Linked DNA regions of Homo sapiens: region 2 is linked to region 1. A link is a contact called in ENCODE Hi-C or POLR2A ChIA-PET data. All regions are on one chromosome and are shown on one strand. The core of a region is the stretch at or near the end of the contact, and the rest is flanking DNA. Distances in the headings are between cores, read along the strand shown. Region 1 has its middle 40 kb from the start of SCAF4. Region 2 overlaps TIAM1 (TIAM Rac1 associated GEF 1).

What was found. A loop is a pair of places that touch in the nucleus more often than their neighbours do. ChIA-PET counts read pairs that join two places held with the same protein, here RNA polymerase II (POLR2A). Pooled maps may share reads with other maps.
Region 2: a loop to region 1 is called in a pooled map, with 4 times the contacts of the local background. The contact joins two enhancer-like sites. A Hi-C loop is called at or near these places in 3 of 37 single-sample maps with no recorded cell type and 3 of 50 pooled maps. POLR2A ChIA-PET finds 5 or more read pairs at or near these places in 1 of 52 experiments (activated CD8-positive, alpha-beta T cell).

What each region holds. Positions count from the first base shown.
Region 1 is chr21:31,770,803-31,774,270 of GRCh38, reverse strand. No RefSeq gene overlaps it. Among named protein-coding and RNA genes, the nearest start is that of SCAF4, 40 kb to the right of the region's middle. RefSeq lists an enhancer at 1,158-1,447. Within about 2 kb of position 1,515, at least 3 of the 41 ENCODE cell types and tissues checked have a DNase peak (open chromatin) inside an H3K27ac peak, as active enhancers do.
Region 2 is chr21:31,200,207-31,203,674 of GRCh38, reverse strand. It overlaps TIAM1 (TIAM Rac1 associated GEF 1), which reads left to right. Exons shown (of 28, transcript NM_001353694.2): 12 at 663-767. Among named protein-coding and RNA genes, the nearest start is that of TIAM1, 140 kb to the left of the region's middle. Within about 2 kb of position 1,879, at least 3 of the 41 ENCODE cell types and tissues checked have a DNase peak (open chromatin) inside an H3K27ac peak, as active enhancers do.

The DNA of each region.
Region 1 (3,468 bases), core at 266-2,765:
GACATCACTCCTGGCTAATTCATAGAGATGGGGTGTCCTATATTGCCCAAGCTGGTCTTGAACTCCTGGGCTCAAGCAATCTGCCTACTTCAGCCTCCCAAAATGTTGGGATTAAAGATGTGAGCCACCATGCCTGGTGTAAGAAATGGATCTACCAAGTTCAGGCTATTTTGTAATAATTTTCATTGTGTATGTGTGGTTTTTGGTTTTGCTTTTTGCTTTTTGGGTTTGTTTTTTTTTTTTTTTGAGTCAGAGTCTTGCTCTGTTGCCCAGGCTGGAGTCCAGTGACACAATCATAACTCACTGCAACCTCAAACTCCTGGGCTCAAGCAATTCTCCCACCTCAGCCTCCCAAGTAGCTAGGACTACAAGTGTGCACCACCATGCCCAGCTAATTTTTAAATTTTTTTGTAGAAGTTGAGGGGTGGGGGGTTGGGGGGGGGCTCTCACTGTGTTGCTCAGGCTCGTCTTGAACTTCTGGCCTCAAGCAATCCTCCTGCCTTAGCCTCCTGAAGCCCTGAGATAACAAGCATGAGCCACCACACCTGGCTAATTTTTAGTTGTTTAGACTGTCTTGTCCTCAAGGCAACAATCTATTGCAGCTGATTCACGAGGCTCACACCTTTGTAAGTTTTGTGATAATAACTGAGGGCCAGGTTGCAGCCTGAGGCTTCTTGGGTCTGGCTTCCTGTCCTTTCCACAGGTCCTAGGTGCCTCTCCCACCATGCACAAGGCCCTGATCCAGTCCTAGGACAGTTGGCTAAAGAGCCTGTCAGCTAATGCTCAGCCTTTTCCAGCTGTTTACCCCATTTTTCTCATGTGTTGACTAACACTTCCTGCCCCCAAAACCTGTCAGCTCCAAGATGTACTCCACAATCGTTCTGTCTCCCATCTGTCCATCTGGGGCCCAGGGGACACAGCAAGAGTCTCAAAAGGCCCATTTGCATCTCACCCACATCAGTAGAGCAAAAAGGGGGCATTGCTGTAATAAAGAAATAATTGAAGGTAGAAAGTGCTAAAGCAAAAGGGGAAAGGAAGATTATCCAAATGCAACTAAATATAGATTCTACTGTGGGTCATGTTGCTGAGGTGCAGACATTTACAGCAGGTGTTCAGTTTTGCTTAACGCAAGACTCTTTGCAATCATTTTTAAGTAGTACAGTGAAAGGGCCCTTAGGGAAAGAGCTCCCCTTGTTCTCACTTTGCAGATGTAGAGGCCTGAGAAGCAGGGAGGTGAAGTAGTTCACCCACGATCCCACAGCTGCTAAGTGCCAGGGCTAGGACTCCATCCCAGGGCTTGGGACAGTCAAACAGGGCCTCTTTCAACAAGCCCGTATTGTCTCTCAGCAAAGATCTATAAAAAGCTGGATGATAATAAAATAAGCTTATGCAACACTTTTGCCTAATGCAAATTAAGAAATTGATTTCAGGAACAGAAACTTGGGTAGGGTTTGCCCACATACAAACAACACTAAAGAGAAAGTTGACTACTTAAAATAGAAGACACTGTTCTCTCATGTGACTGAAAGGATTATTTCTATTCTGAAAAACTGAGAGGTTGCCTGTCATAAAGTCGTGTCCTCAAATTCAGAAACTTTAAAGTTTAATGCGGCCCAACGCATTGACTCACACCTGTAATTCCAACACTGGGAGTCCAAGGTGGGAGCTTGAGCCCAGAAGTTCGAGACCAGCCTAGGCAACATGGCAAGACACCGTCTCTACAAAAAAAATTTTTTTTAATTAGCTAGGCGTGGTGGCACATGCCTGTAGCCCAAGCTACTTGGGAGGCTAAGGCAGGAGGACCCCTTGAGCCCAAAAAGTCAAGGTTGCAGTAAGCCATGATCACACCACTGCAACCCAGCATGGGTGACAGAGTGAGACCCTGTCTCAAAAATTAAAGTTTAAAAATAAAGTTTTTTAAATAAAAAAAAAAAGTCTGGCCAGGAGCGGTGGCTCACACGTATAATCCTAGCACTTTGCGAGGCCGTGGTGGATGGATCACTTGAGCTTAGGAGTTCAAGACTAGCCTGAGTAACATGGCGAGACCCCATCTCTACAAAAAAATACAAAAAAAATTAGCCAGGCATGGTGGCACACACCTGTAGTCCCAGCTACTCAGGAGGCTGAGTTGGGAGGATCTGACCTCTTGAGTCCTGGAGGTCTAGGCTGCAGTGAGCCAAGATTGCACCACTGCAGTCCAGCCTGGGTGACAAAGTGAGACCCTGTATCAAAAAATATATATACATATATATATAAATGTTTAAAAGCCTAATGTAAGTGTCTCCAGTATACTGTAAGTAAAGTGACTTGTGTTTGTGAATTTAATCACTTGCAAAACACATAGTCATTCTCTCACTTGTCTTTACAATAACTCTGTGAGGAGCTGAGCATCAATCAGTGTCATCATTATCTCCATTCCACAAATAAGGAGATGGCGGCTCAGAGAAACTAAATGAATTCTCAATATCATGCAGCTGAACCTTGAACCTCAGGCTGCTGAATTCTTTTTATAAGGTATGGTAGAAGGGAATTCAAGCTCGAAGTCAGGAAGACGGATATGAGTCCTGACTTGGCCACTTACTTGGTCTCTGTCATTGAACAACTTATTTACCGCACAGAGCCTCAGCTGATGCATCTGTAAAATAGGGAGAATCACACCTGTGTGGTAGCTTTTATGAGTATTCAATGAAGCAATGTATGAAAAGCATCAAGGTCAGTGCCTGGCACAAACCAGGTTCTCAGACAAGTAATCCTTGCTATTGCTGATATATACAGCTTCTATTATACTATTTTGCAGCTTTTCCAGCTAGTCACGGCACAATACATGACTTAAAGACACAAAAGGGAGACTTCCTTTCCTCTGATCTCACTCCCTGATTCACTGGCCTGGCTTCTTATAAAGAAAGGTCTTGGCCTGGTTTAAGCAGAAATTCATTTACCAAAAGAATTAGTTGATGAAGGCCAGGCGCGGTGGTTCACGCCTGTAATCCCAGCACTTTGTGAGGCCGAGGCAGGCAGATCATGAGGTCAGGAGATCGAGACCATCCTGGCTAACATGGTGAAACCCCGTCTCTACTAAAAATACAAAAAATTAGCTGGGCGTGGTGGCGGGCGCCTGTAGTCCCAGCTACTTCGGAGGCTGAGGCAGGAGAATGGCGTGAACCTGGGAGGCGGAGCTTGCAGTGAGCCGACGTGCGCCACTATACTCCAGCCTAGGTGACAGAGCGAGACTCCGTCTCAAAAAAAAAAAAAAAAAAAGAATTAGTTGATGAGGTCACCAGTAAATGTAAAGCATTTCATTTATTCACACAATAAATGTTAATAAAGAGTGTACTATAACCCAAGCTTTAGGGAGACCATGTAGCACTTGGTAGGCACAGTCCCAGGCCTCAGGGAGCTGAAGTGATGGGGAAGGCAAACATCAAGCAAGTCACTGGCACCACCAACGTGATTCAGACACGTCTGATC
Region 2 (3,468 bases), core at 630-3,129, 570 kb after region 1:
CTATGAAGTTATATTTAAGAACCTTTTTGATCTGCTGTGTTGTGTTGAAAATTTTACCAGTGTTAGAGAGCACAATGAATCAAATAAGGAGGCGTGGAGATGTGAGTCAGTTGTTTCCATTGAATCCTAAGATACCCTTGGAATGTTACCAGTGTGTTCAATGAAAGTTATTTTAAAACTTTGCATTTACGATGTAAACTTTTTAAGAAGTATAGAAACTTTATACCCCCATTCAGCATCAAATTTCTATTGGGCCGGGAGCAGTGGCCCACGCCTGTAATCCCAGCACTTTGGGAGGCCAAGGCGGGTGAATCACCTGAGGTCAGGAGTTCGAGACCAGCCTGGCCAACATAGTGAAACCCCATCTCCACTAAAAACACAAAAATCAGCTGGGCGTGGTGGTGGGCGCCTGTAATCCCAGCTACTCAGGAAGCTGAGGCAGGAGAATCACTTGAACCCAGGAGGCGAAGGTTGCAGTGAGCCGAGATTGCGCCATTGCACTCCAGGCTGGGCAACAAGAGTGAAACTCCATCTCAAAACAACAACAACAACAACAACAAACTCTATTGGTCATAGGAATACATCGTATGTTGGTGGAGAACTAATTGTGCCTATTTACTATTGAACAGACATTTTCTTTCTTTCTTTCTTTTTTGTCCCAGACACATCAACTGGATCATTCTGCTCATTACCTGCGCCTGAAATTTCTAATAGAAAACAAAATGCAGCTCTATGTTCCACAGCCCGAGGAAGACATCTATGAGCTGGTAATGTTATGACTGTTGTCCAAGCACACTTTATGGGAGATTATCTTCAAATTATGAGTGTTCTCGTGTTAATTGTAGTTGGTGGAGTGGAACGAGTTCAAAAATAAATGAGCTTCATTCATAGCCCTTAAGTTGGTGGAGATGGCCCTACTTAGCTCAGTATTCCAGAGTGGAATGATCACCTTTGTTTACGCACGAAGCAGTGCAGTGCTATCATGACAAATCAAAATCTAGAGCTATCTCTTAGATAGAACTTTAGTCATTATTATAATACTAGCTTTCCTTGCATTGGCAATCTTTTATTTTATTGTATTTTAGTATTTTTATTTTGTTGTTTAGAGACAGGATCTCACTCTGTCACCGAGGCTGGATGGAGTACAGTGGTGTGATCATAGCTCACCTCAACCTTGAACTACTGGGCTTAAGTGGTCCTCCTGTGCCAGCCTCCTGAGTAACTGGAACCACAGGCACGCAGCTCCATGGCTGACGAACTTTTATTTTTTAATTTTTTTTTTTTTTGTAGAGACAGGATCCTGCTTTGTTGCCCAGGCTGGTCTTGAACTCCTGGGCTCAAGTGATCCTCCCACCTCAGTCTCCCAAAGTGCTGGAATTACAGGCGTGAGCCACTGCGCACGGCCAGTCTTTTATTTTAATTGGTGACTTAAAAATCAGCTGGTTGTTGTTACAGAAAACAGTGCTAATTCTAATTTTGTGTGACATCCGTAGCCATGTTGAAACTGCTGGATCAAATCTTGTTGGGTGAAAAAAGCTGCCATCTATGTCCTAGTCTTTTGGAACTGTATTTATATAGCTTCTCGGGGACATTTACATATATTTGAGTTTGAACATACTTATGGGACTGGGGTTCTGAATCAGACCTGCTTACTAATCATATGGAACTAGCCAAGAAAAAAAAATGAAATGCTAATACTTAATTTCTAGGATTTTACAAAGATTAGAGATAATATGCTTACTTGGTAAATTACAATGGTTGTTATTGCAGTAAGCCCAGTGACAAGCTCTTTGCTCTTTAGCAAAGTGGTGCGTTTGTCAGTTCCAGGAAAGAAACATTTTGGGAGCAAGGCGCCTCTATTTTGGAGTTCCTGTGCTCTCTCTGTTCTTAGTCATTCCTCTGGGGGCTCTGACTGCTTGCCATGGATGTGTGAATAACAGTGACTTCAGAGAGGGTTTCACCACAGAAAGCGGAACTGAACATTTAAACCCAAGTATTATTCTCTTTTTGGAAAAGGGAAGCATGATTTAAAAATGAGTAGGAAATTGTGTTTTTAGTCAACTTTATTGAGGTATACTTTACATTTAAGGAAACTCTTGCCAACTTTAAGGACACAATCCAATGAGTTTTGACAAATGTATACAGTCTTGTTTCCACTGCTGTGATCATGCTTTGGAACATTTCTGTTATCTGAAAAGTTACCTTGTGCCCCTTTAAGGGCTTTTAAGGAAATGTAAGAGAGCGTGTGCTTTTGTAACACTTATAGCACGTTATGCAATAGAAGATTATCAAAATAATGAGCCCTTTTCCAACTATCACTTAAATCAGTAACTGTTCTGTGTTCAGTACATTTAACAGAGAGGGCTGATGTATTCTTTTTCTGGCCTGGGGAAAAGGCCAGTCTTGGTGCTGCTGTATGAGTAAAGGAAAGAAAACCCTTTTTTCTTACTTAAAAAAGGGAAGTGCTTTCCTGCTAACACTAGAAGAGTTATTAGATTATATATTTTGCATCTTGGGGTTAATGAGTATTTTGCATCCTGAATTATAGGGATCATGCCTAACCAGGTTCCATGTTCCTCATATTTTTCACATAAGAGGTATAGGTACTTCAGACATAGTTTTTGAAATTGTATGGACTCATTATTTTTAAGCCTTGCCCATTGTGTGGTCTCTTTAGTCTGTTTGGATCTACAATTTTTGTATGCAGATAGCTATATATGTATTTTAAAAGAATCTTAAGTACAGGGAGACCATGGTATTATTTCTTGGCCTGTTGCAGAAGGTCTCCAGCCCATAGATCTGTAAGGATGCAAATGCCACAGTCTTGCAAAACCTCTGTTTCAACCAAGGTTCTTAATTATTTTGTCCTTTGGATACTTTTGGTAGCCTGGTGGAGCCTCCAGACCCCTTCTCAGAATGATATTTTCAATCGCGTAAAATAGAATACATAGGCTTACCTGTGCCCTAAATATATTGAAATAGTTCTCAAAAATATTTTTTGAATTATTGGTAATATATGTTCTTATTTATTAGCTTATTAAATTATAAGGCTTAATAGGTAGACATAGACCTAATAGCTAGACCATTAAATTACAAGACCTAGCAGTAGATCTAATAGCTACCACTGTTCTGAGGTAACGATGAGCATAAATAATATTTTGAGACACTAGCAGCAGCTAAAACATGATATGAAAATAACTGTGATTTCCATTCGTGACGGAGTCACAGGCACTGCTACTATTACTATGTTTGTTGCCTACATTCATTTAGGATAAAAGGAAATGCTGATTTTCAGTTTAAGGTTTGTAAATATAAAGATATCACTTTTTTTTTTTTCTGTGATGAAGTTTTGTTCTGTTGCCCAGTCTGGAGTGCAGTGGCGCGATCTTGGCTCACTGCAACCTCTGCCTCCTTGGTTCAAGCAATTCTCCTGCCTCAGCCTCCCAAGTAGCTGGGAATAGAGTTGCC